2 separate regions of the Homo sapiens genome follow, and region 2 is linked to region 1. The links are chromatin loops, found by intact Hi-C in ENCODE. Cell type or tissue: mammary epithelial cell. All regions are shown on one strand.

Evidence for each region. Peaks named below come from ENCODE experiments on the same cell type or tissue, not always from the same donor. Only the 100,000 strongest peaks of a DNase experiment are listed, where the experiment ranks them.
Region 2: it touches region 1 in a loop (31-fold over the local background); 5 of 110 quality-filtered maps call a loop at or near these places.

The regions. Positions count from the first base shown.
Region 1 is chr11:116,639,336-116,643,335 of GRCh38, forward strand. LINC02702 (long intergenic non-protein coding RNA 2702) reads left to right here and starts at 87. Exons shown (of 3, transcript NR_135069.1): 1 at 87-202. RefSeq lists enhancers at 1,389-2,218, 2,219-3,048 and a silencer at 2,306-2,405. In mammary epithelial cell, a CTCF peak has its summit at 2,385 (motif pointing left); no DNase peak of the experiment used is centred here.
Region 2 is chr11:116,215,681-116,219,680 of GRCh38, forward strand. No RefSeq gene overlaps it. Among named protein-coding and RNA genes, the nearest start is that of LINC02151, 280 kb to the right of the region's middle. RefSeq lists a silencer at 1,392-1,686 and an enhancer at 1,392-1,686. In mammary epithelial cell, CTCF peaks have their summits at 267 and 1,525 (motif pointing right); no DNase peak of the experiment used is centred here.

The sequences.
Region 1 (4,000 bases):
GGGCAGAGACTTCTTACATTACAGAACTCTAGAATTCTCAGCTGAAAATGATGTTGGAGATGTCTATGATCTCATTATACCCAGGTCCCAGTGCCCTCTTCTAAGCTCTTTATCATCATAATTTCTGATGTAAAGAGCATGATGCCATGGACAAAATGGGCCCTCAGTGACTATCCGATGCAGGGCCAGGCACTGAATGCAGGTGAGTGAGGAGGATCAGGTGCAATAAGTCAATAGCCATTGGCACTCAGCCCCTGTGTGGGGGATACAATAGGGAGTGGTGGGGACCGTGGCAAGTTAGGAGAGTGTAAACCCCGTGTGAGGGGAGAAAGATTGCAGCCAATTGTTGCCATGTGGACATGCAGGCCCAGTGTTACCAATTCTTACAGTTTTGAAAGAAGGTCAGAAGTGTGGCTCTCTATCAGAAATTCTAGAATATTAAATGTGGGTGCTTAAATTTAAAGCACTGTATAGGCCAAACAAAATATGTCTAAGAGCAAGTTTCCTTTAACAGCTTTGTTGAGGTATAGTTGATATACAAATAACTGTACATATTTAATGTGTACAGTTTGGTGAAGTTGGACATATGCAAACACCCATGATACCATCGCCACAATCAAGGTAATATGCATATCCAACACTTCCCAAAGTTTCTCATATTCCTTTGAGTGTGTGTGTGTGTGTGTGTGTGTGTGGTAAAAACACTTAACATGAGATCTTAAGGAATTCTGAAGTACACAATACCAGATTCTTAATTACAAGCACTATGTTGTACAGCAGATCTCTAGAACTTATTCACCCCGCAGAACCGAAACTCTATATGCATGGAATAACAATTCCCCATTTGCCTCTTCCCCTAGCCCCTGACAATTTGCTCCAAGCCCTGGGTGCTGTTGGTGCAGCCAACTCTTTTCTCTGCTGCTATTAGTTTGACAATTTCTGATATGTCATATACATGGAATCAATTTCTGATACATCATATACATGTGACTGGCTTATTTCACTTAGCATATTATTTCACTTAGCATATTTCACTTAGCATAATGTCCTCCATTGTGTTGTTGCAAATGACAGGATTTCCCTCTTTTTCAAGGCTAAATAATATTCCACTGTATGTATTTACTATGTTTTCTTTATCCATTCATCTAACAGAAAGTTTCTATCCATTGTTCATTGGTTTGACACTTGTAGTTAAATGAATAAATTAACCCTGTTCAAACCCTTCATTGTGAAGACTGGGCAACTGGAAGAGTTAAACCATGTCCCTAAGGTTACAAGCAACGAGGGACAAAGCTTAAACTCCAAGTTTCCAGATTTCCAATCCAGTTCTTGTTGATCCAGGGCCAAGGTCAGTGAGGGGGACTGTGTATATGAGGACCCATTAGGTTTGGGGACACATCACCACCTAGTTTGCTGTCCCGAATCCATACATTCCATCCAGCCCAGACCCAGGCCAAGAAGCCAGGGCCCATATGGGCTGAAAGGCCTCACCCACAGAAGAGGCACCGGCAACAGCACCTCCTGGCCTCCCTCCAACCAGAACCTTAGAAGAGCCCCTCACACCCTCCCCTGTACCCCATCCTCAGGCCACTTAGCATGCAGCACCATGGCACAAGCCAGCTGTCACTTAGGCACTTACAGGCAGAACTGTGGAAAAACCAAACCACTGTTATTACACTTAATAACCAGTTTCCACATCATCAACTCATTGGAGTCTGACAGGCGCTGTTAGGGTGTCAGCTCCCTCAGCCTAACAAGTCAGCACTAGCCAGGGGGTGGGAGAGCACCAGGCAGGACTGGGCACCAGCCTCCTGTGAGTTATTCCATCCCCCTCCTGCCCCACATGGAGGACACACACCCAAGGGCAGCCGAGGCGCCGACCCGCCTCTGCCCCCACACACTCAGGAGCTTAGCAGCTACACCAACAGCACCCAAGGTTTACAGCAGGAGCAGAAGCCCAGAGAAGGGGTCTCAGGGCTCTGACTGGTGTGCAAACAGAAGAAAACAGCCTGGCTTGTCAGAGTAGGGGCCAAGGGGTCTGAAGGAAGAGAATCCAGGACTGGGACACCTGGTTGGATCCTAGCTCTACTGTGTGGCCTTGAGTAAGATACTCCATCTTTCCAAGCCCCAGCTCCCCACCTGTAAAAGGTGGTACCTCAAAGCGTTCCTTGGAAGGCAAGCATAGTGCCAAGCATGGTGTCCACGCCTGATAAATGGTGGGTATCACTGAGTTATTATGAAATGGAGGTGGGCAGAGGGTGGGGGTCCTAAGAGGAGGACACAGGTGGGGTTGCTTATGAGGCATACACCCTGGCACATACACCTGCCTGGCGGAACCCTCCTGCTGCCCGCTGTAGCTCGGGCCTGAGGTAGTGCAGTGCTGCCATCTTTTGTCCACACGCTGCACTGCATCCCCACCTGCCCGGTTGGGTGGACAGGGCCCCAGGTGCTCCAGCTGCCCATTCTCCGTTGCTACAGCGTCTCTGAGCCTGGAGAGGGTCTACCCAGCAAGCTCTGGCAGGGCGGACTGTCCATCAAATGTGGCCCAAGATGTCAGAGCAGCCCTGCAGCCAAAGAGACGCCTTATGCCTTTGGGAAAAAACTGTGGGCCATTGCCCCAAAGGGCCCAGGGCTGGCTGGGGTCCCCCACTCCATGCCGCGATGTGTGCAAGGAGGCAGAGCAGAGACAAAGGAGGTGGGTGAGTGGGAGAGGGCACACCTCCAGGGACCTCAGCAGACAGTTTGCTACCTGCTTCCGCATGAGCTGAGATTCCCAAGATGCCAGGAGCAGTTGTCTCTGAGAGGTGGAATTGTGGGTGATGGGAATGATTTTGTTAGGTTGACTGTTTCATTGTGATTATTATTTTTTCTTTATGCGTAATTAGAATTTCACATTTTTCTACAATGCCAAAGTCTCAAGAAATAATTTGTTTATAAACCTGTCTGAAAGTAAATTTGCTTTTAAGTAAACACGTAATTCTAGAGCAGAAAGGGACCCTTTCTTTCACAGTTGAGGAAAATAAGCTCAGAGATAGGTGACTTGCCCAAGGTCACACCACTAGTTTGTGGCCAAGATGGACTAGAACTTCCCTCTCAAGACAAGGTCTTTTTCCTTTGAGAGTGAGCTGGGCCTTTTCCTGACCCTCTAGCTAGGGTAAGATCCCCTATTTGTCACCCATGGTAGCTGTTTTTCTGTTTACTCCCTGTCTCTCCCATGCAAGCTTCATAGGGGCAGGAACTTTATCTATCTTGTTCACTAAGGTATTCCCTGTGTCCATTATAGTCCAGGGTATGTGGCAGACACTCCATAAATGCATGTTGAATGGATGCATGGAGTTAATCAGGGAAGGCTTCCAGGAAGAGGTGAGTTATACATCCATTTTTGAAAAGGCACTTGTAACAGATCAACAGAGAAGATAAGAAGCATTCCTAGGGGCTGGAGGATGGCCTAGACCTAGCGCACAGTAAAGATATGTTCCCAAATATTTGTAGGGGAGGGGAGAATGGCAGAGTAGTACAGATTGTCCTCCTATTCCTGTAGGGACCTGAGCTAGGAACCCATCCCTGACCCTGATTCCTTACCTTGTCCTGAGAATTTGGGAAGAAGCCAAAAAGAATCCCTCTACAGGGCCAGGAAAGACACTAAGAGCTGAAGCTTCCATCAGCCTAACTGGATCTGACAAGGTCTGGCTGGGCCTGGTTGGACCTGACCATCCTGGGTGGACAGATGGGGCCTGACTGGGCTGGGTCTGAGCTGAGAACCACCTTCTTACTCCCATATTTAGGAGACTCTAGTACCTGTCATGTCAGCCTGATCTCCCAGGGCTCTAGAGACATAAAGCAGGGGGAGTGGGGGGAGGGGCAGAAACATTGAGGCCAAGGGGAAAATGTGAGGGGGTCCAAATGTATGCACAGTCTTGTTTCTAGGGTCTTTTATAAGATCACTATTACTTTAGGAACATAAAGATGCATTAAGATGTAATGATCATGTTAAAATATG
Region 2 (4,000 bases), 420 kb before region 1:
AAAGGTAGAGGCTGTTACAGAATAGGAGTCCTCAGCCAGGAGATGTCTGTTTTCTGGCACCCCAGAAGGAGAGGTAGGATGTGATTAACGGGTGTGTGGTAGTGGAGGCCAGGCCAGTCTTGCAGCTGCATGGGCTGAGGCAAGCTCTTTGAAAGGTTTCTCTGCTAAGGCCCATCTCTCCTAGTTTCCCTCCCAGAGCCATGCCTGAAAGACTCACCTGGCCTACCAGCCAGGATGTTGTCTAGTAGGATGACTCCCTACTGCCCCCTTAGCACCTCCTAGCAAATTGCAGGAACCCATGTGTCAGCGTAGCTAACTGTGACTTAGTGGAGTAGATGAGAGGGACTGGGACCCATGGGGGAAGAACAGTCAGGAAAATTCACAACTTGGGCTACAACTGGGGAAGGCAGGCCAATGAAAAATCAATAGAAGGTGCTCTAAGGATGTGGGTATAAGGGCAGAAACCCATTTTGAAGTAACAATATGGGGACTATGCTGAAGACCTGCAGGTGGGCAGAGCAATGACACAAAGCTGGACACTGGCCAGGGACAGAAATATCACTGAGACTACCTGTCCACCAAACTCAGAGAGGTCAGAGGTGCCGAAGTGCGTGTGTAAGTGTGATTGTGTGTGTGTGTGTGTGTGTGTGGCATGCACACATGCATTGAGCAGTCTCTGCCTAGGGCCTAAAGATCCTTCTCCACAATGCCTTTGGCACTGACATCTTGAGCAGGAGAATTCCAAGCAGGCATGGAAGTTACCCTACTCTAACAAGTCCCTGGGATTTCGTACCCAGGACCTGGGTTTGCGTCCCACTCGACCACTCACTAGCAGCTCTCATAACCTCTCTGGGCCTCAGTTTCTCCTCCTGTTTTAGCATGTGAAAGATTAGCATGATGCCTCAAACTTATCAATAACAATATTTGCATCTGAGCGTTGAATGGTCATTTTACTTATAATGTATTTCTCCAAGGGTCATAGGAGGGCTATTCATTGAAATTCATGAAACTGCTTTATAAACTGAAAAATGCAAGAATAATCCTAACAATAACAGCACTTATTGAGCACTTGCTATATGCCAAGCAACATGCGAGGTGTTTTACATGTATTACCTCATTCTGTCCTCACAATAATCCTATGATATAGATACTATTAGTATCCCGATTATTCAAATGAGGAAACTGAGGCACAAGAGAGGTTACCTAAATTCCTGAGGGTTGCATGACTAATACGTGGTGAAGCCAGGGTTCAAACGCCAGCATCTCACAGTGTTACTGTTATAAGACAGTTGCCTGGAACCGGGGAGCTCAGGAAAGAACAGGAGGCAGCAAGCTCATGCACTGCCCAACATCATAGGAAATCAGTGGCCAAGGCAAAGCTTTAGGCTCCAGGCATGTAAGCAGCCTGGACTAAGGGCATATGTTACATTCAGAAGTCAGAATCAGGCAAGTTTAGAACAGAAGCACTCTGCAAAGAACAACAAAGCTTTGAAACAAGGCAACACTGCTCTCCACGCTCACCAGACGGCGCTGTGCAGTGTTCCCAGAAGCGTCTATTCGGTTTCATTCAACCAGAGAAATCATGGAGCACTTAACAGTGCACCAGGCTTGGGAGATGGACGACAGAAAGCCATGATCCCTGCCCTTGTGTAGCTTACAGCCTACCAAGAAAGGTTGATACTACACAAGGAATTGCAAGAGTGATGAGTTTAAAGGAGAAAAAGGTTTGGATGTATATGTTAGGGTAATGCTAACTGCAAAAACAAAAAGACCCCAAAATGTATTATGGCTCAAATTTAAGAACTTTATCCCTCACTCATGGAACAGAACACAATGAATGCTCCTGATTGATAAGAGCAGCTGTCCTCTTCATTTCTTCCAGAGTTAGGCTAACAACAGCTCTGCTGTCTCCAGCATACATCCCACAAGGGCTCCCTGGGGACCACCATCCTAGTCAGCCAAAGGTCACCATCCCAGTCTTAATCTTTTGCAAGAAAGAGTGTGCCCAAAGGTTTTCATGGGCCAGGCCTAGGAGGGGCACACATCCCTTCCACTCACATGCAAATGACTAGACCTCAGCCAGTTGCCACAGCTAACTCCATAGGGACAGCTGAGAACCCGGGAGGAAGAGGAGGCCATGGATTTGATGAACTGTTAGCCAGCTGTCCCTGTGGGCTACAGAGGATCCTTGCACAACACATTCCCTCTGCTTGGAATTCCTCACCTTGCCCAAATTCCCTTCTTTTTACCCAGCAAACTCCATGCCTTTATAAACAATGGTATATAATACTGTATTAGTCTCTTCTCATGGGCTGATAAAGACATATTCAAGACTGGGCGATTTACAAAAGAAAGAGGTTTAATGGACTTACAGTTCCACATGGCTGGGGAAGCCTCACAATCATGGCAGAAGGCAAGGAGGAGCAAGTCACATCTTACATGGATGGCAGCAGGCAAAGAGAGAAAGCTTGTGCAGGGGCACTCCTCTTTATAAAACCATCAGATCTCATGAGACTTACTCACTATCAGGAGAACAGCACGGGAAAGACCTGCCCCAATGATTCAATTATGTCCCACCAAGTCCCTCCCACAACACATGGGAATTCAATATGAGTTTGGGTGGGGACACAGCCAAACCATTTCAAATACTCAATTTTAATTTCTTTCTCTTCTCAGACATTTAATACCCTTCTGTTCTCAAAAGCCCTATAAAAATTGTCACTCATACACAACTTACACTAATGGTGCCTTGGGAAGTCAGAAGGTTTTTGATCACATACTGGGCAAATCTGGGCAGGCAGCAAATCAAGCAGAAAACAAGACCTGAGGAGAGGGCTCCAGAACTGAGGCAGGGGCAGGAATTCAGAACCACAAGGCATCAGCAGAACACAAGGCCACCCAGAGAACCCTCAAAACTATGGGGGAGAGGGACTCCCCAGAGGTGTGTGGGATGGAAGCTCAGATTATTTTATTTAGGTATTAAGAAGAAAGTGAAGGGCTATTAATAAAATCTGGAGGAAACCTAGGGACGTTAATGAAGACTCTAACACAATATGTTTCACAAATGTTCATTAGATCAAAGACTAAGACACATTATTTATTATTGTGTACCAAGTACTGTACTTCAAAAAAAAAAAACCTCAACAGATGGGGTCTTGCTATGCTGCCCAGGCTGACCTAGGACTCCTGGCCTCAAGTGATCCTCCCACCTCGGCCTCCCAAAGTGCTGGGATTACAGGCATGAGCCACCGTGACTGGCCCTTCCAAGGACTGTACTTCACAACAGCCCCTTAGGTAAGAATTATTATGCCCAATTGACAGATAGGAAAATCACCCCAGAGACAACTGCACAGACCATAAACAGGAGAGCTGAATTCAAGTTCAGGTTCTTAATCACTATACTGCCTCCTGCCTAAATGAGAGAATGAGTAGAGAAGGGTAAGAGGACAGTATTGGGTAAGAGCTTGGGACAAGGGTGGGCATACTGGAGATGCAACTGTAACAAGGGATCAAAGTTTTGAAAAGCTGGACTTCCTGGAGAGAGGGCAGCCTGCCAAGAAGGGCACAGACAGCCTCCAGGTGCCTGTGGGAGGTAAGCTGGTGATTCCAGCTTGCCAGCCGCCCCCAGGGAAGAAGGCAAAAGCCTGCTCACCCAGACGGTGGTTGCTCCTCTCTGCTGGGGCAGAAGGAAGGGAGCTCTTGGCAATGCTTGACTTGCTAAGCCTCAGGGGAGAAAAACCAGGGAGTTTGTGAGAGCAGCTCCCTAAGGTGCCTCAGGCAGGATGCAGCACTTTCCAGCAGAGAGTGAAATCAGGAAGAAGCGAATCAAGACCAGATGGAGTTAGTGTTCCAGCAAGTGCGTGTGGTTTTAGAAATGAAGGAGAAACATGGATTGAGGCCAAATTCAGTCCTCAGAGTTCCACAAACCTGCAGCCTCTGGGGAATTACGCAGACATAGGACGTGGAAGCTAAGAGGCATCTTGGAGATCATCCTGTCCTT